2 separate regions of the Mus musculus genome follow, and region 1 is linked to region 2. The links are chromatin loops, found by intact Hi-C in ENCODE. Cell type or tissue: left cerebral cortex. All regions are shown on one strand. Each heading gives the region's core, and the rest is flanking DNA. Links, peaks and the distances in the headings are about the cores only. Region 1 has its middle 40 kb from the start of 2610028E06Rik. Region 2 holds the start of Gm40244 (a long non-coding RNA gene).

Evidence for each region. Peaks named below come from ENCODE experiments on the same cell type or tissue, not always from the same donor. Only the 100,000 strongest peaks of a DNase experiment are listed, where the experiment ranks them.
Region 1: a loop joins it to region 2, with 2.2 times the contacts of the local background. A loop is called at or near these places in 8 of 42 quality-filtered maps.

What each region holds. Positions count from the first base shown.
Region 1 is chr4:125,954,531-125,970,171 of GRCm38, forward strand. No RefSeq gene overlaps it. Among named protein-coding and RNA genes, the nearest start is that of 2610028E06Rik, 40 kb to the left of the region's middle. In left cerebral cortex, for the core only: a CTCF peak has its summit at 8,415 (motif pointing left); a DNase peak (open chromatin) is centred at 8,406.
Region 2 is chr4:125,214,006-125,229,646 of GRCm38, forward strand. All of the region lies in intron 4 of Gm32611 (a long non-coding RNA gene), which reads left to right. Gm40244 (a long non-coding RNA gene) reads left to right here and starts at 4,439. Exons shown (of 2, transcript XR_868132.1): 1 at 4,439-4,562; 2 at 5,597-5,887. In left cerebral cortex, for the core only: a CTCF peak has its summit at 6,471 (motif pointing right); DNase peaks (open chromatin) are centred at 5,581, 6,539, 6,721 and 7,168.

The DNA of each region.
Region 1 (15,641 bases), core at 6,930-9,429, 740 kb after region 2:
GACTTGTAATGAGAATTTTGGGTTTTTTTGTTTTTTGGTTTTTGGGTTTTTTTTGGTTTTTCAAGACAGGGTTTCTCTGTATAGCCCTGGCTGTCCTGGAACTCACTCTGTAGTCCAGGCTGGCCTCGAACTCAGAAATCTGCCTGCCTCTGTCTCCCGAGTGCTGGGATTAAAGGTGTGCGCCACCACCGCCCAGCGAATTTTGGTTTCTTTAAAAGCCCAGTTATATGAACATGTTTTTATTTTAATCCCAGGTGTGGGTTTGGGGGCTGCTTCAGTTTATCCACAGCCACTGAGGGATGTGATTTTTGCCAGCAACAGAGAGGTCACGTTTGGAACTCTGGGACTCTCGAGATGGTATAAATCCAAAAGCCAAGAGAGTGCCTGTGGCCACTGCTGTTCCTCTTGCTGTCGCATTTGCTGTGGATGGATTGCCAGATATCCTGACTAGGAGGATTGGACTTGCCCCAGGGAACTCAATGCCCCTAATCAGCAGGAAATAGTCTAAAGAGGTCTATGCCTCCTTTCCCCTCTAACCTTCTTTCTTTCCTAGCTAGTATTGGGGTTGGAAGAGATCAGGGTGGAGTAAGGGTTGAAGGATGGTAAATGTAAGAATCCAATAAAATAGCCCAAAAAGTACACCTTTAATGAATGTGTGTGGGTGTGTATGTGTGTATGTGTGTGTATGTGTGTGTATGTGTGTGTGTGTATGTGTATGTGTGTATGTGTGTTTGTGTATGAATGTGTGTATGTGTGTATGTGTATGTGTGTGTATGTGTGTGTGTATATGTGTGTGTATGTGTGTGTGTATATGTGTGTGTACGTGTGTGTGTATGTGTGTATGTGTGTGTGTGTGTGTGTGTGTCTGTGTGTGTGTGTGTGTGTGGTTGGTTCCTCTAACCCCAAGAAGTTCCTTCTGATTCAACCTTCCATCACTTCCAAGAAATGGACCCATTTTCTCTAAGACCCCAAAGAGGGACAGGAGGTGGGGAGAGGCAGAGGTAGGCGCTCCAGCCTAAATCAGAACTTCTCCAATTGAATGATGTATCAGACACACACATGGGTGCTTTGTTGAAATACAGAGTTGGACCCAGCCGGTGTGGGCTGAGATCCTGGTGCTATCCAGTCCAAAGGCCATCCCTAGAATGTCAGGAGCTAATGTTTTAGCTCATTTAGCTGCCACAACACGCAATGAGACAGGTTCTCCTGCTGTCATCCTTGTTTGACAGCAGAAACCAAGGCTTAATGGAGATGGAATAATGTGACCAAAGCACTGGCTAAGTGGAAAAATCAGTACATGAAGCCAGGGTCTCTGGCTTGAGTCTGCCCCCCTCCCCTGGTGCTATACCATCTCCCAAGCATTTATTGAGAAGTCAGAGGCCTACGGGGGTGGGGATGGGGCAGAGAGGGGAGAGCACACAGCAATGTGCTCATGGCTGACACTTGGAGAATAGGCACTGTTGTGTCCAGGAGACAGGACAGGTGCTGGCTGGTTCAGGAAATTTCTCCTGCTTTAGTGGAAAAGCTCCAAGCAGATTTTCTGTGTAAGAGAAATAGTTAACCTTACTATTTAGCTAGAGAGTCAAGATGATGGGGCGGGGAGTGGGGGGAGGAGCCTGTCCTCAGCAGGAGCTGGGAGGACTTGCCTGAGACTCAGGAGTAAGGGATGACCTCACTGGTGCCATCAAAGATAACTGTAGGAAGGCTTGGCCAGATGTGATGGTGGGCTTGGTCAGATGTGGTGACACCCACCTGTAACCCCAGCTCTCAAGAGGACAAGATAGGGTTGTTGATCTGAGTTCTGGGCCAACCTGTCCACAAAACAAAACGGTGGTGGTTTGAATATGGTTGGCCCAGGGACTATTAGGAGATCTGGCCTTGTCGGAATGGTTGGAGGAAGTGTGTCATTGTGGGGGTGAGTTTTGAGATCCTCTTCCTAGCTGCCCATGAGACAGTCTTCTCCTGTTTGACTTTGGAACAAGATATTGAACTCTCAGCTCCTTTTCCAGCGCCATGCCTGCCTGGATGTGGCCATGCTTCCTGCCATGATGATAGCAGACTGAACCTCTGAACCTGTAAGCCAGCCCCAATTAAATGTTGTCCTTTGTAAGAGTTGCCTTGGTCATGGTGTTACTTCACAGCAATGGAAACCCTAAGACAAAAAAAAAATAAAAATAAAAAAATTAATAAATGTGGGAAGCAGATGGAGTAGCGCTTGCCTATATTCTCAGCACTCTGGGGGTTGAAGCAGAAGGATCAGGAATTCAATGCTATGCTCAGCTATATAAGCAAGTTCAAGGATAGCCCATACTACATAAGACCCTATCTCTCTCACACACACACAAACACAAACAAACACACACACACACACACGCACGTGTGCGCTTGTAAAATAACTAAATGTAAGAATGGTCATGCCTGTTCTTCAGCTCTCTTGCTCCCTCAAGGTCCCAGGAGCTTACAGGCCAAAGAGAAAAGGGACAGCCACCTACACATGGGGCATCATGTCCTTCCAAGCAGGCATCAGGGGTGATGAGGCACAGAAGCCACCGTGATGTTCAATTCAAATCTGCCATGTCTCCAAAGGAGTTGCAACAGTCATGGGCTAAGCAGGACCAGGGCCTTCCATCACCAAAGGAGGGGCTCTTCTGATGCTGGAGTGGCCACAGATGAGCCCCCAGGGACTCCTCTGCCTCCAAGAACAAAACCACAAAACTCCAGAATTTCTTCAGGGGCCCCTCGCACTCACTGGCCCCTGCGTACCCTAGCCCCCTGCTAAGGCGGCTGTTCCCAGGCCACTGGGCTGCACGCCCACACTGCCTGCAGCCGCCCGCCCAGGAGCATTAATTGAAAATTAATCCGCTCACTACGTGCCGACGTGCAAATCAAAGCTAAGTGTCTCAATTAGGAAGAGAAATGCAGTCGGGACTCTTCCTGGGCATCGGCTTATTTATGGGGATAATATCGTTTTTAATGAGGGAAGCTACTAAACTGCACAACAAATGCAACATTTAATAGAAAAATATTACAGCATTCCATCAGCAGAAGGAAGCCAGGAGGGTGAGTTCCAGGGACACACAGTTCCCCCATGGCGTAGGCAACAATGGAGGAATGTGTATGGGCACACAAGCCCTGAGAAGCATGCATCTCAGGGCTTGTGTGTACATGTGTGTGCATGAGTGTGCATGTGTGTACATGTGTCGTCCTTGCTTGGAAATGGGAGCTGTGGGTGTAGCTGGAGGAAAATCAAATTTGCCTGAGTTTGGGTTGTAAAAGAAGAATTTGCCAGGGCTGGGGAGGTAGCCCAGTCAGTAAGCGTGAAGGGTCCTGAGTTTGGGTCCCCAGAACCCATGTAATAAAAACCAGCTGTGGCCATGTAAATCTGTAGTCCCAGATCAGGGTGGATGGAGACAGGTGGATTCCTGGGCTCCCTAGCTAGCTAACCTAGCCAACTTGTGACCCTATCTTTAAAAATAAACTGGAAAACTTTTGAGGAAGACACCTGTGGTCAACCTCTGGCCTATGCACGCAGTCACGCATGGATGAACGCATTAAAGACACCACACAGCACACACAGACACACAGACACATACGAAAGATGGCTTCCCCTCTGCCACTTGCAGAGGCCTGAGTAAGCCACATAAGGCCACAGGTACTTGCCAGTTCCAAGAGGAACCTGGTTTGTTTAGTCCCTAGGGAACTGCAGATCTCCTACTCCATGTCCATGGAGAGCCCTCTGGACCTTCTTTGGCATATAAAGACAGATTGTCCCAGCCACATATCACTGGCACCTGAAGGCTTGCAAGACCTATGGGCCTCGGTCCACTGCCCTGAGCTGGTACTGGTCTCACCTTGGTCTCAGGCTCAAGGACCAGGATTTATATTTGCAAGACAAGTCTATAGTCTCCCACCCACCGCCTCCTCCATTTGGGCAGAGTCCCATGGCTTATGCTCTTGTCTCTTTGCAGTGGAAACATGACTGTGATACAGCTCTCAATGCAGGCCAGCCTCATCTTGGCACAGCAGAAGATGCTACAGTCCTCTATGGGACACCCACACAGCACCCTCCTCCAGAGGTCTGCTGGTCCCCACTCACTCTCCCTCACTGCTCCCCAGGGAAGTTTTTGGCTACCCCATCCTCCTCTGCTCTTGCCAAGGCCCAGGGGCCTAACAGAATGATGTTCAAAGTGAGAGCAGGTGAGATGTGGGTGCTTCATGTCCCCGCATCCAGCAGAGCATGGCCAAAGAGGCTCAGTCAGGAGGGTAGAGACATCTGCGTCCGCCACCCGGTTCCACCCTGCAAACCCTCGCATGAAGGTTTTCATCAACATTCCTCAAAAGAAGAAACTGATACTCAGAAAGACTTCAACCTTTGCCCAAGGCTTCCCAGCAGAGGAACTAAACTACCAGAGGCTCTGGGCCTCTTAGGACCAAGGCCTGGGTATTCCCATCTCTGAGGAACTTGGAGGCTCTAAGTCAGGGGCCCCATGTGTAAGCCTGCGCTGCCTCTCGTGACCTGGGTGACATTGAATTTGTTATATATTGATGTCTATGTGAATCATCAATAAAATGGGGCAGGGGCCAGCACCTACTCTAGGGGTTTCCTCAGAGCTGATACCCGTCAGGCACCTAGAACTGAGCCAGGGCATGAAAAATGTTCTGTATGCTTTGAGATATTAGTATTATTGGTCCATCCTACCCGCAAGCCATTATCTCCCTTGTGAGGCTTCCAAAACCATCCATCAGCCTGTGAGGAGCCCCATGGCAAGGCCTTCCCTACCCCAAATGCCCAGCACAAGGGGCTATTGTGTTCCCTAACACCAACAGTGTATTCCCACAGACTGTCGTCAGCCACCGAGCCGAATGGGTCTCTCTCATGCGCCTCTCTAAGTGTCCGTTATACTTAAATTCTGAAATAATAAAGTAATAGCAAAAGCTGAGTAGAGAAGAGGGGCCAGTGGAGGATGTCATTGTCCCCGTTAGATTCCTGCCTGCCTCCTTCGTGTGACCTACACAGATCGGGGACAAGGATGAAGCTTGATATTCCCTCCCGTGACATTCCTCAGAACCTAGTAAAATGTCTGGGCCTGCTAAGTGATTTATTACTGCTGGGGGGAGGAGGAGGGAGGGAGAGAGGGAGGGGTACCCTAAGGCTGAACAGGAAGTGGGGAGGGCAAGCCAGCAGGCTGTGCGATGCAATCCTACCTATACTATTAGGCTGCCAAGGGGTCAGCTGCTCCTGCCCGGAGACCTGAGCTCCCAGGAGTAGCAACACTGCCCCCCCCCCGCCGCCCCCCCCCCCAGATCCAGAACGACCAGCCAGCCACCTGCTCCCTCTCAGCCCTCAGGTCCCTCTAGACTGAAGACATTTGAAAGTTAACTTCCCACAAAAGTCACTCTCCAAGATTAATATTTATTTCTTATGAAATTTAAATTTTTCAGTGTAATTAAATTTTTATTCGTCCTGAGTTATAGATAAAAAATATTTATAACTTTCCCTTTCACACCACTGAAGATGAGGGTTGGATGAAGCCAATTACCGGGACTTCCTCCCGGTGCCTGCTCTGAGGTCAGGGCTGGAGGAGTCAGAGGAGCCTTGAGGAATTAAAACCTGGCATCTGTCACCTCAGGCCCAGAGCCAAGGCACTTCTTGCATGGAGACATAGGGCCATGGGTAAAAGAGGGGCTCCAGAACCACACCCCAGATAAGCAAGATGGCCTCTAGCAAGACACATCTACTTCTTGTGGCTCTAGAAAGAGAGAAGTCCAAGGTCAAGGTGACAATGGAGTCCAGTGTCTGCTGAGGTTCACCATAGAGGCTCCATGACAATCCAAAGTCCTGCCCTGTAGATCCACAAAGAGGGGGCTTGGTATCCTCCCATGGCTGGAAAATCCACTCTGTTCATTAAGCCTGAGCTTGGCCCCTTCCTTATTGAAGGGGCTGCCAAATCCCTTTTTGGTCACATGCTCTAGCATGGACTGGGAGATCAGCACCCACAGCCAATCTCCACCACACACACCACAACATGGCCTCAGACCATCCTACAAGCATGCTGCCACCTAGAAGGCCATTTAGGGTCCTGGTGACTCTTGGTCACTCAGCAGGCATCCCTAAACAGTGGCGTGCATGCGAGTTTCAACAGGGCTAACACCAATTAAAGAATCAGGTTCTTGTCATACCATTCTCAGCTCTCCTCTGATGGACCAAAGGGTCTTGGGGCCCGGGCTAGACGAGGGATGGAACTCACCTCTCTGGTGTGGCCCCACCTCCCAGAATAGGAACAGCTCTTCCTCCCTCCTAACAGTGCCAGGGAGCTGCAGATCCTGCTCTCTAATTAGACCTGTCGCCAGCCGGAATCACTCCCAGGCTGGGCTGGGGAGGTCATTAGCTGGAGATGGATAAGTGCTAAGCCAGCCCCACTCTGGAGATTTACAAGGCACGGGCGAGGGAGGATTTATAAGGTTTGTTAAATTTCTAATTGAGTTTAGAGTGCTATGCCACAGTCCCGGTGACCAAGCTGCACAGGCGAGAATTAAAACAAGTGCCCCTATCCCTCACACTGTAAGAGGACTGTGGCCTCTGCCTCACCTGGCTGCACAGACAGAGGCTGCCCAAAGATGGTGTGGTCCAGCAGGCAACCCCAAACCTGCCCCTCAACAAGTTCTGTCAGTTCCTAGGCCTGACCACAGTCTGCAGGGTCTGCCTGGGCAGACTGGCTTGATTTCTTAGATTTGTTGTTTGTTCATTGGGGGTCAGAGTGTAGGTGGGGGTATGTCCGTGTTGGTGCAGTAACATAGGGTTACATGTGCCTGTGACTGTATGAGGTAATGGTTCACCTCTGATCAGCTGAGGTAGCAGCCGCCCTGCAGGGGGTTTTGATGTTGTAGTTTGGAGGGGGAAGTGTATTTGTTCTGGTGTGTGTGTGTGTGTGTGTGTGTGTGTGTGTGTGTGTGGTGTGTGTGTGTGTGTGTGTGTGTGTGTGTGTGTGTTGAGATGGCACCCTCTCATTGGTTGATGTGAGGCTGGTCAGTTAAGCTAAGCCGCTGGCCAGTGAACCCCAGGGATCCCCATGTCTCCACCTCCCTGGTGCTGAGATTTAAAAAGCTTGCCAAAGCACCTGGCTTTTTACTCGGTGTCTGGGGCTCAAACTCTGGTCCTCGTGGCTGTATACAATTTGCCCACTGAGGCATCTCCCCAGCCTCTCACTCATCGTTTCCAATAGTCAATATAGGCGTGTAATTCATAATTCACACAAAAGCGTACCCAGAGAAAAATCTCTCTTCCCCCTGTGACTCTTAGCCACCACCCTGTCCCCCTCACTGGCAAACAAAACAAAACAGCAGCAACAACAACAACAAAAACCCAGAGTTTAAGCAGGAGGAACTAAAGTTCCACTTAGGTGTCTGAGGATGGGGGTGACAAGCAGCCCACCGCCCTATCACTCCCTCGCTCAGAAGTGCCCACATGGCTTCTCCCACTGCCAAGTGCAATACAGAGCCTTTCTGGAAACACGCTGGCCATGGGCCTTCCTTCTAATAACTGACAGCATTAGCCATCAGAAACCAGGAACACGGCTGACTTCAGAGGGGTTAAAAATGCTCTAGAACAGTGGTTCTCAACCTCCCTAACGCTGCAACCTTTCAATAGCTCCTGGTATTATGGTAACCCCCAACAAAATTGTTTTCATTGCTACTTCATAACGGCAATTCTTCTGCTGTTGTGAATAAATGTGAAATCTGAATAAATGTGAAAGGGTCTTTAGAAGGTCACGATTATAAATATCTGTGAAAGGGTCTTTAGAGCCCCAGGGGTCGTGACCCCTAGATTGAGAACCATTTCTAGAGGACGCAAAACAAGCGGGTGGTTGGATGGAGTCGGGTATCGACACTTAAGACTTCTCTGGGAGGGAGCACCTGACCTGCCGCCTGAATTGCCAACTGTATGAAGAACGGCAGGGACAGTGTTGTTGGAGGGAACAGCAAAGCAAAGGCTCTGGGGCTGCAGTTGGGTAAAAGAGCATAACTGGAAAGAGACCGGTTCCGAGGCCATGGGCACACTCAGAACAGGAGGTTCATTGGGACCAAACACACCCACAGCTGAGATGTGACCTTGGGTGAAGGGTTTTCCTGGGTCTAAGAGGACCCAGCTCTAGAACACTAGGAATGTCCTTATCTTGTCCAAGGTAAGGTTTGGAGTCTAGCACACAGAAGAAGTCATGGAACATTTAGAACAGTCCTCACCCTAATGGACCCGCACTTTCCTTTATGTGGGAAAACAACGGTGGGAAATCCCCCCAGGGCTGTCTCTAAGTGGGGAACCATGGAAAAGGAGCAACAGGAATTGAAACCTGTACCACCTGCATCCGACAGCTTCGGAAAGCCCCGATCCATAGTGTGGGCATCGGGCGCCCTCTGGTGGTGACAGTGCCAATCCAAAGCCTAGAGCTATCAATCATCCTTGTATCCAGACCTGGCCCTCTCCAGCATTATAAATGGGCAGAATGGACAGTACCCACTAAGGATGCCACCTGAGGGGTCACATGTCTGGTTCAGGGTCACACAAGAAGTGGATTTACCTAATGCCCAAAAATATCTATTCATATGTTTGCTCTGTTTCATTAAGCACCTACTGTATACCAACATTGTTCTAGAAACAAGCAACCCAACCCTAACCAAGTCTCTGCCCTCGAGGAAGTCCCCCTCTACTAACGGCAGAGCCTAGACAGTGGTTAATGGCTTCAGTCCCTCCATGGGCTCATATTTAGACCATTTGGTCCCCAGATGGAGGTACTATTATTCCGGAGGATTCTGTATACTTGGAAACTGGACCAAGCTGAAGTAGGTCATAGGAAGCAGGTCTTTGAAGATATCTTGTCCTTGGTCCTTTTGTGCCTCCTGCTCTAACTGTAAGTGTACAGAGTTCCCTATCAGGCATCCTCCAGAGAACCGGGCAGCATGTGTGTTCAGTAAAATGGCCAAGGCCAGGACATAACCACCCAAAAGAAAGGGGACAGTGTGAGCCATCATTTCCATCCCAGAATCACCCCTGCTTACTGCAACTAGAAAGCCTAATTCACACGCTATGGGCAGATCGCCTGGAGTCCTGCCTGAACAGCAAGAAATAAAAGGTCCTAAATGCCCATCTCTGGCCTCACCTAACAAGTCTTAGAAGTACAACCTAAAAGAACAACAAACAGATGAGACAATTATTACATAAATAACCAGGTAATCAATAATTATATTAAATGTAAATGACCCAACACCCACAGTTAAAAAGGCAGAGACAGTCAGGTGGGTTTTTAAAATAAAAATAGAAACACAAGACTTGAGATGAGGTTTACCAGTTATGAGTACTTTCTGCTCTTGCAGAGGACCAAGAATTGGTTCTCAGTACCCACATGGCTGCCCATGACCAGGTATAACTCCAGTTCCAGGGTACTGGACACTCTAATTGGATCTCAGAAGGCCCCTTCATGCACAGATGCATATAATAAACTCCGGCTGGCACACCCAAATATTCAAAATAAAAGTAAATAAATCTTTTTTTTTAAAGCAAGTCTCAACTACCTGTTGTTTCAAAAGAAATACTAAGCTATGCATGGTGGTGCTTACTCTTAATCCTAGCACTCAAGAGACAGAGGGGGAGGTTCTCTGTTGGTTTGAGGCCAGACTGGTCTACATAGCTAGTTCCAGGACAGCTGAGACTAAACAGAACCTGTCTCAAAAAATAAGTATATTAAATATAAAGATAAAGTAGGTTAAGAATAGAGGAATGTGAAGGATGTGGCAGCTCACACCTTTAATCCCAGCACTTCGGAGACAGAGGTAAGTGAGTTCAAAACCAACCTGGTCTACATAGAGAGCACAGGCCAGCCAGGGCTGCAGAGTAAGATCCTGGGCTCAAAAAAAAAAAACTTAAGAATAGAAGAATGTAAAAAGGCATATCTTCCTACCACTAAGTAAGCAAAAACTGAGCCAGGTATGAGCTTGGGTCGTGGAAGCGGGAGACTCTAAAGTTCAAGGTCAGCCTGAGAGACATGAGACCCTGTCTCAAAAAACAACTTTTTAATGAAAAGAGAAGCCTGAGTAACTACATTGACAACAGACAAAATATATTTCAGATCATACCAATATTGCTGATCATAATGACCATGGGCCAATTAATCAGGAAAACACAGCAATTCAAACTGCTTATGCATCTCATCACGAGTTTCAAAATACATGATGCAAAAAATAGAATAGCAACAACAACAACAAAAAAACCAGACAGATCCACAATTATAGCTGGCAATCTCAATATCCATCGCTCAATAACTGATAAAACAGGCAGGCAGAAAAATCACTAAAGAGTCAGAAGATTTAAGCAACACTATAAACAGCATGCTCTAATTGATGTTTTCAGAACACACCATTCAACATCAGAATGCATATTCTTTTCAAGTATGCATGGGAAATTTTAAAGGATCATGGGCTAGGAAGATGGTTTTGTCTGCAAAGTGCTTGCTGCATGAACATGAGGACCTGAGTTCAAATCCCTGGCACCTACATCAAAAGCCAAGCTGGGTAGTTCCCAACTATAATCTCAGCTGTTGGTGAATGGAAACAGGGGGATTCCTCGGCTTTAGTGGCCAGCCAATCTAGTCAAGTCAGTGAGCTTTAGGTTCAGTGCCAGACCCTGTAAGGAGGAAAGATGGCCTGGTAGGCAAAGCACTTGCAATGCAAGGCTGATGACCTGAGTTCCCCAGAACCCAGGTTAAAAACCAGACACAGTGGTGCATGCAGGTACAATTCTGCACACCCTATGAGGAGATAAGGGCAGAGACGGGAGAATCCGTGCAAGCTCCAAGGCCAGCCAGCCTGACATAGGCAGCAGGCAACAAGAGAGGTCATGTTCCAAAGTAGAAGGCAAGGATCAACAGACAAGGTTGTCCTCTGACATGGGTATATGCTGTATGACATGTGTGTGCCTACTCACAGAGAGAGACAGACACACAGAGAGACAGAGGGAGAGAGAGAGGCAGAGACAGAGAGAGACAGAGAATACCTTTAATAACCTGTAAGTCAGTAACTGAAAGGAGAAACCACAAAGTATTTTGAGGAGAATGAAAACTAGGAAACGAGGCTGGATCAATGCCTTAGCCACAAGACACCTCTTGATCCTGCAGAGGACCTGAGTTTGGGTCTCAGCCACTCACATCATAGCTCACAACTGACGGCAATTCCAGCTCCACGGGACCTATGATAGCTAAGCTTCGTCGTCTGCTACACCTGGAATCAACTAAACCCAAACTGCGGGGCACTCTAGAATGAGATTTTCTTAATCAGATTATTTGCAGAAAGAAGACCCACCCTAAATCTGCGTCACATCTCCTGGTGGCGGCCTTCGCGAAAGGACATGGGAGAAGGATGCGTCGCTTCCTGTCTGCTGCCCCCACTCTCACTGCCAAGTTTGTGTATCTTGTTGCTGTGGCTGGCGGGAAATCCAATTTCTTCAGGATTTCAGTGCACACTGAAGACCAGAAGCTCTCCAGGATTCCTCCCAGTCTCCAGCATGAGAAGGACTGCTGGGATACCCAGCCTCCTGGACAGAGCTAATACTGGATTCTCCGTCTTTCCATCATTGAGACACTCGTCGTTGGACAACCTTAAGTCAGTCTAATAAACCTCCTCTCAGTTAATATTTATGTTCATCCTATCGGTTGTTTCTTAAATTTGGTTCCCAGACTCCGAGACCACGCCCATCCAATACTCTAACAAGGCCACACCTCCTAACCCTTCCGTCTCCTTCAAACCGCCACACTTATGTGTGTGCAAGGTCAGAACCTTGAATGAAAGCACCTGAGACCCTCTCCTGGCCTTCAGAGGCACCACCACACATGGCCACATACACACACAGCAACACCCACGCATATACTTAACTTGAAAAACAAACCTTTTGTTTTGTTTGATTTTATGCATATGAGTGTTTTGCCTGCATGTATATATGTATACCACATGCTTGCCTGGTGTCTAAGGCAGTCAGAAGAAGGAATCAATTCCTTAAAAATGAGTTACAGACCGTTGTGAGCTGCCATATGGGTGCTAGGAATTGAACCCAGGTCCTCTGGAAGTAGCAGCAGGTACTCTTAACCACTGAGCCATCTCTCCAGCCCCCTTGTGGTTTTTTTTTTTTTTTTTTCTTGTAGCTCCTGGCTGTCCTGGAACTTGCTCTGTAGACCAGGCTGACCTCAAACTCACAGAAATCCAACTGCTTCTGCCTCCGGAGTGCTGGGATTAAAGGTGTGCACTACCATGCCAGGCTCAGAAAAATAAGTCTTTTTTTTTTTTTTTTTTTTTTTTTTTTTTTTGGTTTTTTGGTTTTTCGAGACAGGGTTTCTCTGTGTAGCCCTGGCTGTCCTGGAACTCACTCTGTAGACCAGGCTGGCCTCGAACTCAGAAATCCGCCGGCCTCTACCTCCCGAGTGCTGGGATTAAAGGCGTGTGCCACCACCGCCTGGCAAATAAGTCTTAAAAAAAGAAAGAAACCGCATTTAATTGGAGGCTGGTTTCACAGTTTCAGAAAGTTAGTCCGTCATCATCATGGTGGGGAACATGGTTGCGCTGAATGGACAGATGGATGAACAGACAGATGGACAGACAGACAGACTGGGCTGGCCTGGGCTTTTGAAACTTCAAAGCCCATTCTCTGTAATAATACCTCCTCTAAGACCACACCCCCTCCAATACTCCAACAAGACCACACCTCTTAATCTTTCCCAACCTTTGACTAGCTAAGCATTCAAATCTATGAGCCTATGGTGGCCAGTCTCATTCAAACCACCACGCATGCGCATGCTTGAGGTCAGAGGACAACTCTGAGGAGTCAGTTCTCTCCTTCCACCTTGGATGGCAGAATCTCTCTATTCTGCCCTTCACACTCCCGGCCGGCTAGCCGGCCCACCAGCTTCCAGGCCATTTTTCCTGCTCTCGCCTCCCATCTTACATTCTGCTCTTAAGGAGGAACTCAAGTTCAGTTCCCAGTATCCACATCAGGCAGCTCATGACTGCCTAGAACTCTGGTTCCAGGGAATCTGCTGCCTTCTGGATCGCACAGGGCCCAGCACTCACGAGCACAGACCCATACACAAACACACATACACACAGACATAATTAAAAAATAACTTTCAAAAAGAGCACTGGGGTTATAGAGTACTACATCCAACTTTACATGTGGATTCCAGGGACTCAAACCCAGGTCAGTAGAGGAAGCAGGAAGCACCTTTACCCACTGAGCCAATCCCCTGCCAAGAGTCCACAGACACTCAAGAAGAGTATCTATTTAGCCAGCTGAATCTGAGGTAACAACAACCTTCTCAAAAGATAACTCCAGAATCAGATGGCTTCCCTGGGGACTTTTAGCAAACACATAAGCAAAGTGTGCGATTGTGAAATCTATATTAGATTAGGCCTCGGATCCCATTTTCTGGCCCACGGTTCCTAAAGCATTTTGAACCTCTGGAATAACAAGTCTTTTTGTGTACTGTCTTAGTTCATTGGGATGGCTATAACAAAATACCTTAGACTGGGTAATTTATACATGAAAGAATTATATTTTGTGAAATTCTGGAGGCAGGCAGATTGGATGTCTGGAAGGGCTCCAGGGATGGTGGCTCGTGGCTATGCATCTTCATGTGACTGGAGGAACAGAAGGGACCAGGCAGCGCTGTCTGCTTCCTGTATACGGGTACTAACCTCAGGGGTGAGGGCAGAGCCCTCATGCTTATCACTGCCCTGGATGCCCCGCCTTTTAATACCATGTCTTAAGCTGTAGATCTCAACAGATGAACTGGAGTGGGGGTGGGGATCCCAGCATTTGGGCCATAACATATGCTGAGACGGCTGGCAGCTGATGACCCTACATAACTTCAGGAAGGAGGAAAGGCTGGCCTCTCTCCCCCACAGGAAAAAAAAACAAGATATGGCCTTCATCCTTGTCTCCCCAGAAAAAAATAGAGGGACTGAAAGTAAGAATTCAGTACAGAATGTCCAGCGATTTCCACAGTCACACCAGGGTAAGGGAGATTCCATTAAAACCTGAAGGGCAGGGTCTTGGGTGTTCTGGATTGCTGAACTCAGGGCAATGTCTGGAGGGGGACACTCCTAGGGAGGGTATGAAAGTCCCATGCTCCTTCCCCACAGTCATACCTGTCCCGACCTATCTGACTGTGTAACATACCTGAACAACTCAATAGCCACGAATCACGTTTCCCTGAGTTCTGTGATCCACATTCGCAAATTAATTAAACTGGAGGAAGGAATTTTGGTACACACAGCCAGCAAAGTTGGATCCAGAGGCCATAACCTAGGGTGCCAACCCAAAGGCTGGGCTGTCCTTTATGCACCCCTGTTCCTACTCTCAGGGACTTCTACCTCACCAGATCCTCCTAGGTCACTGCCATCCTGGATAGCCTTGTGGGTCACCTTGTGATCCTAGAGGTCTCTAGTTCTCACTTGCTTTTGTTCTAATGGGACAGTGTTCCATGGCAGGGCCACCAGGCCCTGGCAGCTGCAGACTCAATGACTACAAGTCTGAGCACGAAACCAGAAGTCAGTCTTCCAGGTCCCAGGGACCTCTAGGAGTCCCATGGGGATAAACTGGGGATAGGGATGCCCCCAAGGGATGTTAGTGGAGTGGTTAGAAGTCTATCTGAGGACACTACTCTGAACCTAGGCTTCCTCCTTCACAAGATGTAAGATGCTAAGTAAGTCACTTCACCTAAGACGTTTTAAAAAAAAAACAGGGTCTCACATTATAGCTAAGGATGGCTTTGAACTTCTGTTCTCCTGTCTCTGCCTCCCATGTGCTTAGATTACAGTTCTGCACCATCATCCCAAGTTTCCATGGTGCTAGAGATCAAACCCAGGGCTTCAGACTCTGTGCTTATAGGCACTCTACCAACTGAGCCGTATCCTCAGCCTCACTTTACCCCCCCACCCCTGCCAGCCTCAGTTTCTTACTCTGTGCGATAGTGTTTAATTCAGAGAATCGCCCTGGGATTGAATGACAGGAAGATGCTTCACCTAACACCTGGCCACAGTGAGCACGGTCCACAGGGGCCCCACCTCATCTATGAACTGAGCCAAGAGGAACCTAGGAATTCTCTGAGCCAGGCAGAACTGGACACTTGAGATCCAGGGCAAAACAGTCATCTCTCCAGCCTCTGCTCGGGTAAGGGCTTCCGCCTAAAACCTCTCTGCTGTCTGCTAACACCTCACTGATGCTTTGATTGCGCTGAGAGCTCCAGCCCAGCTGTTGAGCCTCTCTACCAGCTGGGGCTTAGCTCAGTTCCTCCAAGCTAAGAAATAAGCAAGGACCCGGGGGGGGGGGGGTGTGGAGCGGAGCCCGCCTTTATCTTCCTCCAGAGATGTATATAATTCAGCAGCAAAGAATGCTCAGCTCCCCCCCCCTCGCCCTCAGGCGGGTCACATGACCTCCTCCTAGTGACTTAAGGTGGGTCACCTGGCCTCTAGGCCTCAGTTTGAGGGTTTACAAAGCCAGGTCAGAAATGGTCATTTCTGCTACTTAGTTAATGGACATAAGGTGGGTGTGTTGCTCTCTGGTACGATAAGACATCAAAGTGTTTGCTCTTCTTATTCTCGTT
Region 2 (15,641 bases), core at 5,125-7,624:
ATAGTTTCCTCGGCCCCTGATAGAGACAGCTGGCCCAATACTTTCACTGTCTCTCCTGTCTTTCCTGCAGGGGTTCAGAGCTGAGATGCTCAGCAGGCCCATGTCTCCTTCCTCTTTGGGTCCTGTTGGCTATGAGGCATCTTAGCAGCCCCAGGAGTGCCCAGTGTTTTACACAGACCGGGATATCACCAGCCTCTGCATTTGTTTTCTGTCAGACTGTTCATGTCAATCAAAACTAACTAATATCAATGTGTATGTATGGCATAGCCAGCATGGGGGAAAATTGCCCTTTTCTTTAGGAAAACAAAAACAAACCCACAAAACAGCCCACTTTTCTGCTCTCAGCTCTTCTTGCAGATTCTCCAGCCTTCAGGAAGGGGTGCCTTGAATTATTCAGCCCGCAGCTCGCCTCTCTGGAGAACAGAGCCTGGCGGCCACTTTAATCACTGGATAGGTTTCGAGTCAGTTATAATCAAGCCAAGTCCACGTGGGAAGGCACTGCTGCGGCTGGAAAACAAGATCAAAAGCGGGCAGAGAGGGAGATCAGATTGGCGGGGAGGAAGGGCTGGTTTCTACCCAGCCTGTCCTTGGGGGTGACTCTGCTTTTAGCAAGGAGCGTCACAGCATCATTTTCTGACCTTTGCTAATGTCCCTGTGAAGGCAGAGGCAGAGCAAGGATGGAACTTGTGTCTAGTCGGGGTTGGGGAAAGTGACGGCCTTTTAAGACTGTGGAGTGGGGCTGAGGAGACATGCAGATGGTATGTCCCTGCCATGCAAGAATAAGGAACTGAGTTCACAGCCCCAGTGCCCATGGAAAAAGCCAGGTATAATAGCGTGTGCCTGCAATCCCAGGTGTAATAGCATGTGCCTGTAATCCCAGGTGTAATAGCATGTGCCTGTAATCCCAGGTGTAATAGCATGTGCCTGTAATCCCAGGTGTAATAGTGTGTGCCTGTAATCCCAGGTGTAATAGTGTGTGCCTGTAATCCCAGGTGTAATAGCGTGTGCCTGTAATCCCAGGTGTAATAGCGTGTGCCTGTAATCCCAGGTGTAATAGTGTGTGCCTGTAATCCCAGGTGTAGTGGTTTGTGCCTGTAATCCCAGGTGTAATAGCGTGTGCCTGTAATCCCAGGTGTAATAATGTATGCCTGGAATCCCAGGTGTAATAGTGTGTGCCTGTAATCCCAGGTGTAATAGCGTGTGCCTGTAATCCCAGGTGTAATAGTGTGTGCCTGTAATCCCAGGTGTAATAGCGTGTGCCTGTAATCCCAGGTATAATAGTGTGTGCCTGTAATCCCAGGCTGGGGGTAGAGATAGGTGGATCCCTAGAGTGATGGCCAGTCAGCTAGCCAAATCTGTTACCAGGTTATCAAGAGACTCTGTCTAAAAAATAAGGTGGAGGGAGACAGAGGAAGACATTCACATCAACTCTTGTCCCCATATACATATAACACACACACACACAGAGCACATATACCACTCATGCATACAAACACACACTCATACACATACATACACAAACATAAACACATACATATACACATACACACACATCATACACATACAGATACACACCACACACACACACACACACACACACACACACACGAGTGATGGAGAAAGGAATGGTGTTGTGTCTTGGGGGCTTGTTCTATCTAGAGTTTACCTGGGATAGGATATATCCAGGCAAGTGCTGGGCCTATACAGGGTATGGAGAGATAGTTGTAGGGGACCAGGAGAGGAGGCCAGAGTGGAAAAGGAGCCAGAAGAGAGCAATGTGGAGTTTGCTCCTACTTGGTCTCAGGAGAGGGTGATTTGGGGTCCTCATTAATTGTGGGAGTGAATTGTAGGAGAGTGGAGATGGGAAGGTATGCAAGAAGCAGCAAGGAGGGGGTGTTTGGAGAACTCACGCCAAGGTTCAAGAGGCTCCAGATTGTACACTGTTGTTGGACAGTGCAGCACAAAGGGCTGGGACTGTGCCCAGCTTATTAAGGGTGATAGAGCAGAAGATGTGTGGAGGGCCCATGCTGTTGGTTCCATTGATGGAGAGATGATGACAGACAGTTCTCCACCAGCAACTGCAGGGGCACCATTGAGACAGGAAAAGACAGTGTAGAGGTTCCTTTATCTTGTATTCTTGCTGAGTCCATTTTAAATTTAACTAGCATTTTATCTCCTTGATGGGAAGGTCCATGGAAAATTACTTGACTGTATTCTAGGAACCTGAGGTCAAGATGACTCAGCTAACTTAGCTCAGCTTCTGTTAAACTGCTTGCTTGCACAAAACCTCTCTGTGTGGCTTTTGAGCGAGATACCAGGATGCGTTTTTTGATCTTTAAAAGCCTTTTCTCTACACCCTTTAGACTTGGGTCCTAAATACCTGAGTGTGGTCTCAGATGGCTGGAATAAGGATTTTCAGTTGGCTGTAGATTGTGTCTTGAGTGTTCATTTGGCTCCCATATTGCTGGAGGGTATCAGATGCCACCACACTCCAGGAGTGTGGCTTGTTTCTGCTGACGCACTATGTGGCCAGCAGGGCCTTAGTGATAGATCTCCAGACAGGAGCAGATGTCAGGGTGGTAGTTGAGAGGGTGGTTAGGATGCAGGAAGGGCTTTAAATGGCAAGTGGTTAGAAAGCTTATACAAAGACACAATTAACAGAAAACTTCTTAATCCTAGAGGGCAATATAAAAAAGTCAAAAGTCAGGCTGGGCACGGTGGTGTACCCCTTTAGTGAGATCCTGTATCAAAACTTAACAAAATAACAAAATTACTCAAGTGTAAGTGAAAGTGATACAGTGTGGTTGCAACTTTTAAAGACACACATGCACACGCAAACACACACACACACACACACACACACTCCTGAAATAATTGTGCTAAATGCTAATAATGATCATGTCAGGGTGGTGAGATTATGAGGTGGTGATGGTGGTAGATTGTGCAAAGATTGCTTTTAATGTGTATTCATGCTTTAGCTAGAGAAAATAATATTTTTTAATGTGTGTGGGGGGGGGGAGGGGGAGAGGGGGAGGAGGAGTGGGGGGCTTGGCAGTTGGAGGAGAACTTGCCATATTCTCCCTTCTGCCATGGGCTTCAGAAGTCAAACTCAAGTTAATCCATCTTGGCCATAAAAAACTGTACTGGCTGAACCATCTTGCTGGCCCCAAAATCATCATTTTAAAAGTCTTCTGCGAAAGGGCTTCTTTTCTCAGTGATATCCCCAGAGGCTGTGAAAAGATCATTTTATCTTTTTTATCCTATAAGTCTTCCGGGAACTGCAATGTATGGTAGAGGTGAGAGACATAGCAACAGATATAGATGTAGAAACAGGAAGATGTGTCTGTCACAGTAACAAGAGAGGCGAGATTACCGAACAATGTCAGACTGTGCGCGCTGTGATGTCTTGGAAAGTAGAGACAAGGGGGAAAAGCAGGGAGGGAAGAAAAGAAAAGGAGATAGAGAGGAAGGCTGATCTTGAAGTCACCTAATAGCCCAGGCTGGCCTCAGCTCTTGGCGGGTTTCCCTCCCCTCTCTGGGATCCTGGGAGGGTGCCACCTCAGCATGGAGGCAATTGGCTCCGTTTGCATTTGTGTGTGGTGTGGCTCGTTTGTGGTGTAACTTGCTGGAGACTGAGGTGAGACCCTTTTCAAATCTGTGTACCTTGTTGTTTCTGGAAATTGCATTCCGAGGCACAAGTATCTATTTGCATAACATCAGGCGGGCCTTTTTTTTTTTTTGTCCTGGAAGTGTGTATCTCAGGCTTCAGAGTGCAGCTTGCTTTTAAAAGTGATCTTTTAAACCTTGTTTACAGTGACAGCCAGCACTAGGCAATTGTTAGGTCGCAACCCGGAGAACAATTACCAGATCCCTGTAAATTTCTTGGCCTCCTTTTTTGCCAATTCCGGCAGATGACCTCTATAAACATCCCAAACGAGCAATGATTGAGGTCAGAGAGGGCTAATGCGATTTCCCCAGACGACACTTTGTTGTTTAAAATAAAGTAACTAAGAGAGAGTGTGCTTAATAGGAAAGTCTTTCTAACAACTTGAATTTAAAGAGCTTTTTCTCTTTTCAGAAGGATAATTGTGGGAAAATCCTCAGGATTTTTTTTTTTTTTTTTAGACTAGATTAATAGAAGCCTGGCTTTCTGTCTGCCGGCTGCGAACTAATTTATTTAATCATTTCTGTGTTATTGGACAGTTCAATTATACGTTTCCCCAGGTATAAATAACAGAGCACCTCCAGGAGCTTGCTGGCACTTTACAGACTCTTCCCTAGGGATAACCTACGGTCAGATTGTGTCTCCTTCTGGTCCACCATAGGTGATGTAAGGACAAGGGTTGTCATAAAGGTGGCCTGACATAAAATTGTAGTTTTGCTTGACACATTATGACACTTTTTTTTTTTTTAATTGTGGTGGTGGTGGTGGGAGGGGGGCTGGGTGAACACTGCCAAGGATGACATGTCACGATGTGATAAGGTTTAACATTCCTGGAAAAATCTGGATAGATCCTGTTAAACTCTCCTTCAGAGACGGGTGTGCCAACTTCCAACCCATTGTGAGTGGTGGTGAACTGTTACAGTAAACTGGGGTGTGTCTCTGAAATCATGGGGAAATGCTTCTCTGGAACTCATAGATTAGAGCTTTGTGTGGAGTCGCCAGAGCTCACCTGGCCCAACCAACTTCCCAGAGGCCTTGCATACCTCCCGAGATGGACAGCTCCCTACCCAAATAGCTAAAAACTGGAAGGTTTGAGGTCAAGACCCATCCCCACAAGACAACTGCTTCCCCCCTCAGCATTGGCTGCGGCATCAAGCTCTGCCTCTCATTTAGCACAGGCAGGTGATCCTTTACAGCTAGACTGAGCATCCTGTTCCCGCCCCCCGCCTCCCGGGGGAGGGTGTGATTGTAGAGTGTGGGCACCTGCTCTGGGCCTGAAGAGCCGTCCTCTGTGTCTCCAGCTTGCCAGTGAGTCCTGCTGGCTATTGGCAGCTGGGTTCATCCTTCTCTTGTGTCTGCCAGACCCATGTAGAAGGAAGACAGCAGGGGAAGGATGATAAAGGGTGGTCAGTCACCAGGTCATATGCTGCTCTTCTCTGTCTCTAAGCCTAGCCTCATTTCTACTCTGGTCTCCTCATCGAGCATGGTGGACGGGGGAAGGGGGAACTGGGACAAGTATGCAAGCTACCAGTAGGATATGTTCTTCATCAGTGGCCTTCTGGGCACCTTCCCTCTCCCCGCGTTGACTATGGAGTTTGTAGTTCCTGGACAGTTCCCCCAGTATCTGTGTTGGACACTGTAGCTTAGCTGTTGAGCACAGGTGATGTTATTTCCTGCCCTGTTCTGGGGCTGACTAAGGCAGACGCAGGACGTCTGATTGGCCAATGAGTGGGCTCTCTGAGGGTCAGGTGTTCTCTCCTTGACCAATCAGCTGTTGACTGAGGTCATACAGTACAGCTGTATGATCCCACTCAGTGGGGTTTGTGAGCATCAATAATGATGGGCGTGTGAGTTAGTTACTTGTCTCTTTGCTAGAATAAAATGCCAGACAAGAAGCTACTGAAGAGAAGAAGTGTCTATTTTGGCTTACAGGTTCAGGATACAGTCATGGCAACGAGAGCTGGAGGAGGAGCTGGTCTCATCGCATCCTTAGTCGGGAAGCAGAGAGATCTGTACGTTGACAAGCTCACGTTCTTATTCAGTCCAGCTCCCCAGCCCATGGAACGGTGATGCTCACCTCAGGGTGGGTCTTCTCATCTTAATTAATGTAATTTAGAAACTCACATTCATGCTCAGAGATTTGTCTACTAGATGATTCCAGATCCTGTCAAGTTGGCAATGTTAACTGCATCACAGTGTCTTAAAATGTTTTCTTTTCTTTTATGTGTGTTTTTGTTTTGTCTTGTTTTGTTTGTTTGTTTTACATGAATGCGTGTGGGTACCAGGCAGGCACATAGTGCCTGGAGAGGTCAGAGGAGGGTGTTGGATCCCCTGTAACAGGAATTACAGATGCTTGTGTGCCACCATGTTGGTGCTTGGGAATTGAACTCAGTGCCTTTGGAAAAACAGACAGTGCTCTTAACCACTGACCCGTCTCTCCAGCTCCCACCACGGTGTCTTTAAATAAAGGAATAAATACCAAGTAGTGAAGGTGAGATGGCTCCCCAGAGAGCATGCCTGGGTCCTGTTTCTGTCGGTGGGAGATTTATAGGGCTGAGAATCCAACTTTGGGAAGGATCAGGAGGAAACCCTCTTCGGCATGGTGGGGCCATGGAGGAGAGATCTTGGGGAGTCTTGGCATCTTTCAGGCCTGCCCAGGTGCTTTCTGTTAGTCTTGTGCCGAAGCCCGTATGTAGAGCGTCTCTACCTGCAGCTTGGTTGAGGCATGAGAACCATGGATGCCCATAGACGTGCCTGAGAGGGAAGCACTGGCCTCTAGGTGGAGCCTGGGATGGCGGTAACCTCCCGGGACAGTGGCTCAGCACCCAAGCCCCACCCACCTCCTCCTGCTGTCTTCTGCAGGAGCAGAGATGCCTGGAAGAGCGCCCTCTGCTTGCTTATCCCTTACTCCCCACTTACTCCTGTAGGGGCAGAGGCAGGGGAGGCCTTAGGAGGCTGGACAGGATCTGCAGGTTGGCTGACAGAAAAGTCCCAGACATCTGGGACTTTGATTCTTCCAGGCTTGCTTCTTTTGTTTGATTCACTTGGCTACCGGAACCTTCCCTACCTTCTGAGGGAAGGGTGTGATGAGTGGGTGCTCAGAGAAACAGGGACATGGATTCAGCTCTCAGATTTTCCAGTTGCTGTGCGGTTTCAGGCAAGTGCCATTTCCCTAACCCCCATCCCTAACACCCTGAGCTTCAGGCTTTTATCTGGACATTGAGGTGTTAGAGTGACTGAATTCATCAGCATATCTCTGGCTCTTCAGGGGCGAACCTCACCTAACCACTGCTGGTGTCTAGCCACTGCTTCCTGACTCTGACCCGTGTCATCTCACCACAGCACATCACTGTTCACTGACCGACTGTTTCCAGGGAGGAATCGAGAGCTCAGAGATGTTAGATGACAAATCCACAGACACAGAGCCAGGAAAGATCAGGGCTTGTCTCCTTCCAGAGTTTCCGTGGACCCTTCTCTTAGGAAAGAGATGGCAGCTGGGGTGGGGCGGGGAGGCAGTGCTCACTCTGGAAGACAGATGGCTTTCCAGCTGCTTGTAGGGTCTGGGTGCTGTTCTAGCCACCAAGCATGGAATGGAGCTAGCACATCTGATAATACACCATAGGCGTGGGTCATCTCACACCACTGCCAGGTGATGGACAGCCCTGGGCCTGACAGGTCTTTTAAGTACCAGAACTGGATTGGGGCCCATTGCCCTTAGAAGGAGGCCCAGCCTGCAGAACTGCAGTCAGATGTCTTCCTAGCAGCTCTCTTCCAAATGCCTCCGACATACCCAATGGCCCCTTCATACACATACACCCCCCGCTCCCCAACACACACACACCCCGCTCACAGCCGGAGAGGTTTGCTCAAATTAAGAATTTGATCCATTCCTTCAGTCCCTCTCCAGGGGTTCCAGAGAGCAGAGGAAAGGATGCCCTGTCTAATGTGCAGGTGCAGCTCTGCATTTGGAAGGAGATCTTGACAAGCTTCAGGAAAAAAAAACCATCCCCAGATGACCCTCGGTTCTTGGAGAGAAATACTAACTTGTGTAAACGCCTATCACCCCCAGAAGCCCAAAGCCTGCCTACTTGAGGGTCAATGACAAGAGGAAGGGTACATGTATGGATGGAAGTGCATACATGCACATGCATGCATGTGTGCACACACCCCTGTGTGTGCTGGTGTTCTGGGTGACCTTGGAGTCTCCTTCACAAGGACAGCCTGATAGCTCTTCCAGGCTCTGGGGTCTGTCCCCTGTCTTGCCAGGGCAAACCTTGTAGGCTCTTGTAGAAGAGAGGGATGGTGGAGAGGGAAGGGAGGGACAGTTTCGCCTGGCTTTGAAGTGAATGTCCATCAGTACTGGCCACATAGAAAAACGATTTCTTCTTTTGACAAATGAGGTTTAGAATTTTAGACTGCATTTCAATCTGTTTGCTGTAATGGGTTTTATACAGCACATATGTGGAGGTCAGACGACGCTTGTGGGAGTTGGTTCTCTTTCTAGCATGTGGGTCTTGGGGCTCAAACTCAGGGAGGGCAGCAGGCTTCCAGTGCCTTTCCCTGCTGAGTCATCTCTCTTCCTCCTCTTCCCTTCTTTTACTCCTCCTCCTCCTCCTCCTTTTGAGACAGAGCCTCATGTAGCCCAGGCTGGCCTCACTCTGTAGCTGAGGATGACCAAGACTCCTGAGTTCTGGGCTCACAGGTATGCACCCCCGTATCCATGTATCTCATTTTGTCATGGCTCTCCGTCTTCTTCCTGCAGGGAGTTTGCCTTGACTGAGGGACAACGGCTTTTCTACATTTATTTCCAGATTTCTTCCATTTGTAGAACAATAAATAATTTACAAATATTTCTCTTACATTTTATTAGACAGACACTGATTGAGTACAGTTTTTGCCTTGGAGAGTGCGAAGCCTGGGCTGGGGATGTAGCCCAGTGGTTAGAGCTCTTGCCTAGCATGTACGATGCTCTGGGTTTGGTCTTCAGCACTGTAAAGAGAAGAAAGAAATCAGTTCACAGTTTAGTGAACAACAAATAAAGAAAGAAAGAAAGAAAGAAACAGCATGGCAATCACTGGAATAAACACTCGTACCCAGTGTTTTGAGAACACAGTGACCAGCATTTCCCAGGGTAGCTTGAGGAAATGCATGGAGCAGTGGGCATTAAAGATGTAGGAGCCTGTCCAATGTGGGAGGATATGGCACGAGCAGAGCAGCATTCAGCAAAACCAGACCAGAGCAAGCAGAGTCCTGGGAGAGGGGAAATAGACTGCCGTAAAGCTGAGGGGAAGTAGACTGCCATAAAGCTGGAGCTCCGGCCCCTCACGAGGGGACACAGATGCCGTGCTCAGGAGTCTGAATGCCATCATACAGGTGACAGGACCTTGAGGGTTTTTCTCTGGAAGAGGGACATGGCAGATTGGCGGGGCTTGTGTTTATTTGTGCACATACCATGTTCTAATGCCTCCCACATTGCATTCATCTGTCTCCCTGGCATGGACCAGCTTTGACAGAGCTGTGGACTGGATAGAGAATCAGATCCCTGCTCTGCCTGCGGCTGGCCACTGTGTGCTGAAGATGTGGTGTGGTTATGGACACATGGATTCTGGAGGCCAGAAAGTGTCCTAGTATAAAAGACAGGCACAGGCATGTCCCTCTCCAGAGGTCCAGGCTTCATGTGGTCCCTCACAGTCAAGCCCAGATGGGTGCCTGCTGCTTCATTGCTTGGTTCCTTATGGATATAATGGCATGCCCAAACGGTGGCTCTTGGCCTGGCATCTGGAGCAGCCTTGATGGGAGTGAGCACCGTGCCTCTTCTTGTGGTTTTGAGAAGGCTGGAGAGGAACTGGGAAGATGGCTCAATGGGTAAGAGTCCATGCAGTGCAAGCGTGAAGTCCTGTGTTCAAATCCCCAACACCCATGTAAAAAGTCAGCTGTCATCACACACAGCTCTAGCCCTGGTGCTGTAGGAGGCAGAGACCGTAGGAGCATAAGGGCTTGTTGCCTGCTAGCCTCACTCCAGGGTCAGCAAGAGACTTTGTCTCAAGAAAATAAGGTAGAGAGAGAGACCCTCTTCTAGCTTCTGAACACACACATGTATATATACCAGATGCACCTCTCTTTTTCTCTCCCTCTCCCTCCCTACTTCACTTGTGCAGAAATCCTCCCATGACAAATAGGGCCCTTTCCCTTTCTTGTGAACTCCATCGATTTCCCCTCTGTCAAAATCCCTCAGGCATTGCCAGTTGCCTAATGGTCACCTAAGAGCCACAGGGGGGGGGGGGGAGTGTCCTGTTTGCCCGTGCTCTCAGCCATGTCACTAGCTCACTGGCCACAGAAGCAGGATTCTGTGTGTAGCAGTGTGAGCTGGTTCCCTTGAGGTCCTCCCTACACCAGGCTCCATGCTGAGTGCTTCCCTTTGAGATCTGGTTCACAAGGAGGCCACTGAGATCCTGAGGCTGGGGAGTTGCTTGGAGCAGCATCAGCAATGGGAAAATGGTGCTTGCTTTGCACAAAGGCAACATGTCCCCAAGAGTCACACCAAGAACTACAACCTCCACTGTGGGTTCCCATTTGGGGGGTCTTAAAGAGCTGTTTGCAGATGGCCCCACACTAGCCACTGGAGGAGCAGTGTTTCTGCATGAGGCTTCCTCTGAGGATGCGGGGTTAGGGGTGGCGGGTTCCCATCGGGGGTAGGGGACAGCTGTGTGCTTGCCTGCCTCTCTATCAACACAGGGATGAGTATGGGATGGGAAGGCAGCCGAGAGATCTGACCCCTAACCACAGGAGGGTTGGCTTGGAACCTGGAAGTGTGACAGTGGTCAGATGCTAGTGGAGGTTGAGCTGGAGGCAGAATACAAGGCTAAGAGCCTGAGATGACAATCAGGGGTCTAGCCTGAGCCACAGACATCTCATCAGGGCTGGGAGGGGACACTAGTGTTCCTTCCTTGTCGCCAGTGGAGCAACCCCCCTGCTTCCATGCACACAGGCTAGGGGCACACTTGTCTTCCTCTTCCGATTTAGTTTTCCTTTCCCTTCCTTCTTCTCTTCTTCCTTTTCTTTCATATGGAAATAGGGCTATTGTTTTTCTGAATGTAGAAACTCATGCTGTTTGTAAAAAGAAATCAGGCCATACAATCGTTTAAAAACAAGATTAAATAGTCTGAGACTGTGCAGAAAAGCACCCCAGGACCATTGGTGGAAGCCCTCAGACCTTTTGTGGATGCAGAAGGGACTCAGATTTGAAGCTTGACTCTCACCCAGGCACCTCCTGCCTGCAGCAATCCCTCTTCTTCATCCCTCCCTCCTCGGTCTGTGATCCACTCTGTATTGACTTCTTTGGGCTGTACTGGTGTCTATTGTTAATTTAGTTTCCACTAATACAGTTTCTTCTCTGAAGCCCAGATGTGCATCTTCAGGCCCTGGGTACAGCCACTTCAATGCATCCCTGCCTCTCGGCCCCACTTCTGGACAGAGAATCCAAGTTCTAGATGGATGCAGAGACTCAGCACCCTCTGAATGTGCTAGGTCCCCTGCGCAGGGGGTCTGTGCCTTGCTGTGGGATCCTGAGGGGCACTGCTTATGCAGGTAGCAGTGCTGGGATCGGGACAATGGGCAGAGCTTGTCTGATGACTGGACACTGCAGCTGAAACAACTCCCTAATCCCGAGAGGAGACAGCTGACTTTCATCTACCCATCTAATCTGAATCTGTGTCTACCTTGTGTGCCAGGCCAGCTGATCCCAACCAGCTTTTCAAGGTCTAGGGTAGGAAGAAGATGCCGCCCTCCAGGAAACCCTTTGATTATGAATGTGGAAAGTGGCCAGGGAGAAGAAACTGAAGGCCCCACCCAAGCCCCAAAGAGTTGTGGGAGGGGTCAGAGCCAAGGCCCAGCCCTTGCATGGAGACAGTGAAGGACAGAATATAAGGAGCTACTGAGCTAGAGTCTGACTTTGGGGACTTGAAGGCAGACAGAAGGGTGTTGGAGAGAAGGGAAGATGGTTGGCTGTCTAACAATAGAGGCTCCAGAGCTGGGGTTCCCAACCATCCTAATCCTGCAACCCTTTAATACAGTTCCTCATGTCGAGGTGACCCCCAACCAGAAAATTATTTTCATTGATATTTCATAACTAATTTTGCTACTGTTATGAATCATAATGCAAATACCCATGAAAGGGTCATTCAACCCCCAAAGGGGTCCCAACACACAGGTTGAGAGCCATTCATCTAGTGGCTGGGACATGTGGGCATGTGGGAGTGGAGAGTAAGGGACATCAAGAAGGACACAGACAAAGTACCAGGGACCTGCTACTTCATCTCCAGCACCAGGAGTGAGGTCAACACCAGGAATGAGGGCAACAGACAACCAGCCTTAGCCTGATCTTTTCTTTCCCTCCCCTTTCCCCTTCTCATTTCCTTTCCTCCCCTTTCCTCCATTCTGTTCCCTTTCCTTCCCTCCCCTTCTTTCCCCACCCCCTCCTTTTGTTTCCCCCTTGAAATAGGATCTTACTTTGTAGCCCAGGCTGGCTTTGAACTCACAATTCTCCTGCATCAACTCTTGCATGCTTGGGATGACAGGTGTGTGCCTCCACACCTGCCTGGATGTTTGATCTTTGTTTCTCATAGTGGTGCTGGTGGTGCTGATGGTGGGGACGTATGGGTCTTTCTGCCTACTCCCTCATTTAATGGATGAGGAAACAGACCCAGGGAGGGAAGCCACGAGCCTGAGGTCACACAGCAAGTCAATGCAGAGGCTTGGGTTACAGTGGGGGTGCTGTGATTCCCACGATGGGTGGGCTCTAGCACACTAGGCATCATGACCAGGTGCAGTGACAGCTGTGGATTCCAGAGCTGGAAGGACCACTAGGACCCTGAGCCCTGGTGTTTAATGGTTGTCCACCTTGGACAAGCGCCCCAAACCCTGTGAGCTTATATCCTTATCTTCCAGGGGTAGGCAGTTCAACACTTTGACAGCATGTTGATAGGGCCTGAACAGGATAAGGTTTGAGAGCTGCCTACTGTGTACCAGGCTCACAGTAGGTGCTTCATTAAGGCTGTCTCCTGGCTGCAAAGCTCAGCCATGAGGTACCTAGCTTCTCACCTTAGTCAAGAGCATCTGACCTTTTAGAAACAACCAGATTTCCAGTTATTAAAACTGCACACAAATTTTTCCTTCTTTAGGTTTCTACATTTTAATACTTAAAATAGAGAAAGTATCACCCACACCCCAGCACTGAGACCAAGAAGTCCCAGGGAAGGCCCCAGCCATTCACCCGGCTGGTCCGTGCTTTGTGAGTGGCAGTCTTCTCTGATGGTGACAGCATGACCCCCCAGGAAGCCTCACAGGCCCTGGGGTGCCCTTGGTGGGGACATACCTGCCTGGAAAACATTATCAAACTCTGAGCCTGGCATTTTGAAGACCCTCTGGGGCGCCCTGAAGCAGTTTGAAAGGCTCATTTAGGAAGGAAATTCCCTCGCTGTGTCTCTTTTTCAGCTCATTTCGGTTTGATTTCTCGGCTTGCTGCTAACCGTGTACGGATACCTGCCTCTGTGATCTCTACATTAGCAGCTCGGTGTCAGGAGAGGCGGCACTCATTGGTACTTTTTTCTTTCTGACAATGATAATAGAACTTCAAAAATATTTATTTTTATTATTTCCCGTTTGTTCTTGTGTGTGCCTGTGTGTGGGTATGTGCCCAAGAGTGCAAGTTCCTGAAGAGGCCAGAAGAGGGCGCTAGATCCCCTGGAGTTGGGATTATAGGCCATTGTGAATTGTCCAACATGGGTGTTGGGACTTAACCTCTAAGTCATCTCCAGCCCTGAATATAGGGCTTTTTACTGTTATCTGGGCCACTGTGCAATCTGCTATGCCCAGAGCTGCCTGGGCTCAATGAGAAATGCTTAGGACCTAGGGTTTCCTTAGTTTCTCCTATCTAATCCCCAGGCCCTGGAAAGATGGGGAGGCAGTAGATGACTTCTTTGTGATAGATGAAACACAAGGGTTGCTGTGGAAGCCAGACATGACAAGAATCAGCTGAAGGGAGGTCTGGGTGTGAGCTCCCTCCCTTCTGTTTCCATCCACTGATCTTAGATGCTATGGCCTTTGTAAAGCTGGTCTTTTGGCTGGCAGCTCTGCCTTCCCTTATCCTCATTTATATAACGAGTCTCGTCTTCATTGAGAACAATTGTTCCAGGCTCTTGGCACTGCACTGTGTGGATTAACCCACTTAATCCTCCCAGTGACCCTCTGAGCCAAGTACAAAGAGTATCTCCATTCACAGAGGAGTGAACCAAATCACAGACCTATAAAGCATGTAGCTAGTTGATGGTACAATTGGGATTTGAACCCAGATAGTTCTGACTGTGGAGCCCTTGGCCTTAACCCCTGTTACAACCAGAGGGAGCAAGAAACCAACCCTCTTGGAATAATGGGACAGGATTCCTTGCCTGGCTTAAAACAGGATCTGGATTCTACAATTCCAATCTAGACTCCAGTCTTCTCTTCCAATGACCATTTAGCCACTGACTCTAGAACCCTGCTGGCCTCAGAGACCTGGCAGCTGCAGCACTTGACCTGGTGTATTAGTCAGAGTTTTACTGCTGAGAAGAGGCACCATGACCAAGGCAACTCTTATAAAGGACAACATTTAATTGAGGCTGGCTTACAGGTTCAGAGGTTCAGTCCATGATCATCAAGGAGGGAACATGCAGGCAGACATGTTGCAGGAGGAGTGGAGAGTTCTATATTTTGTTCCAAAGGCAAACAGGAGAAGACTGGCTTCCAGGCAGCTAGGATGAGGGTCTTAAAGCCCACATCCACAGTGACACACTTTTTCCAACAAGGCCACACCTACTCCAACAAAGACACACCTCCTAATAATGCTACTCCCTGGGCCAGGCATTTTCAAACCACCACACCCACCACATGTGACAACAGGAGGTTCAGAGGAAGCAACAGGGCCACCATATTCCCTGTGATCACCCTTTACCCCTTGAATCTTTTCAAAAGTGCTAGAGGCCCTGATTCCAGCCTCTCTGCTTTTCTGGGTCTGGGAAATGGCAGCTAATAGTGGCTAATCTAAGAAACACCAGAATGGCAGATGCCTGGGTCTAAGGCTCCAGACTTGAAGCACCTGCTCGCTCAAGAGTTTAGAGACTGCCAGTTAGTTCCAGGTATGTATCTTGAAACATCCTCTTTAACTGGCCCACCACCTCTAGTTCCCATCTCTGGTCCTTGTCCCTGGTGGCTCCAAACACCTGGCAGTACCTTGCCATGCAATGGGCTAGAATACCTGCACAGACATTTTGGCTGGGCTTGTTAGCTGACTCAGGGCAGGTGGCCCTGTGTCTCTGTAGCCCTGTATCTCCCTTCAGCTTTCCAATCGTCTTTCTTTTCAAAGGTAAGGATTCTATGCGACAAAGTAAGTCAGAGCTTCTCAAAGTTTCCCACCAAAGCAAAACCTGACTGCAGAAGAGAGTAAACAGGTGCCCTGGGGGGTGGGGGCGGGACGGGGGCGTAGCTTAAAACAACCCGCCACAAACTCAGCATTCATTGAAGTCTCACCGCAGCTTAAAAATTCATGGGAATTTTGCATTCAGCTCCATAATGCATCTGCGCTGTTTCTTTTAACGCGAAGACAGCGTTTCAAGTTGCTCGCCGTCGGGTAATCTCAATGCCAGCAGGACCGGCCATGTTTGTCATGTAGCTCATATATTCTTCAGCGCACCGATGGGAGTCTCCAGGGATGTGTGTATCCAGTTTAAGAAAGATTCGTGTAGGTACAGCGCTCTGGAAGGAGCAAAACACATTAGATAAAGGTCAGGAAGTCTGGGTGTGAGCCTTGGCAGCGATGGGAACACATTCATCAGAGAGCAAGATGTCGGTATGGAGGAGGGAAGAGAAGGAAAGAAGGCACTTGGGAATGGGGAGGCAATAGGGATAGGAGAGGGGGTGTGGGGAGAGGGAGGGGACGCAAATT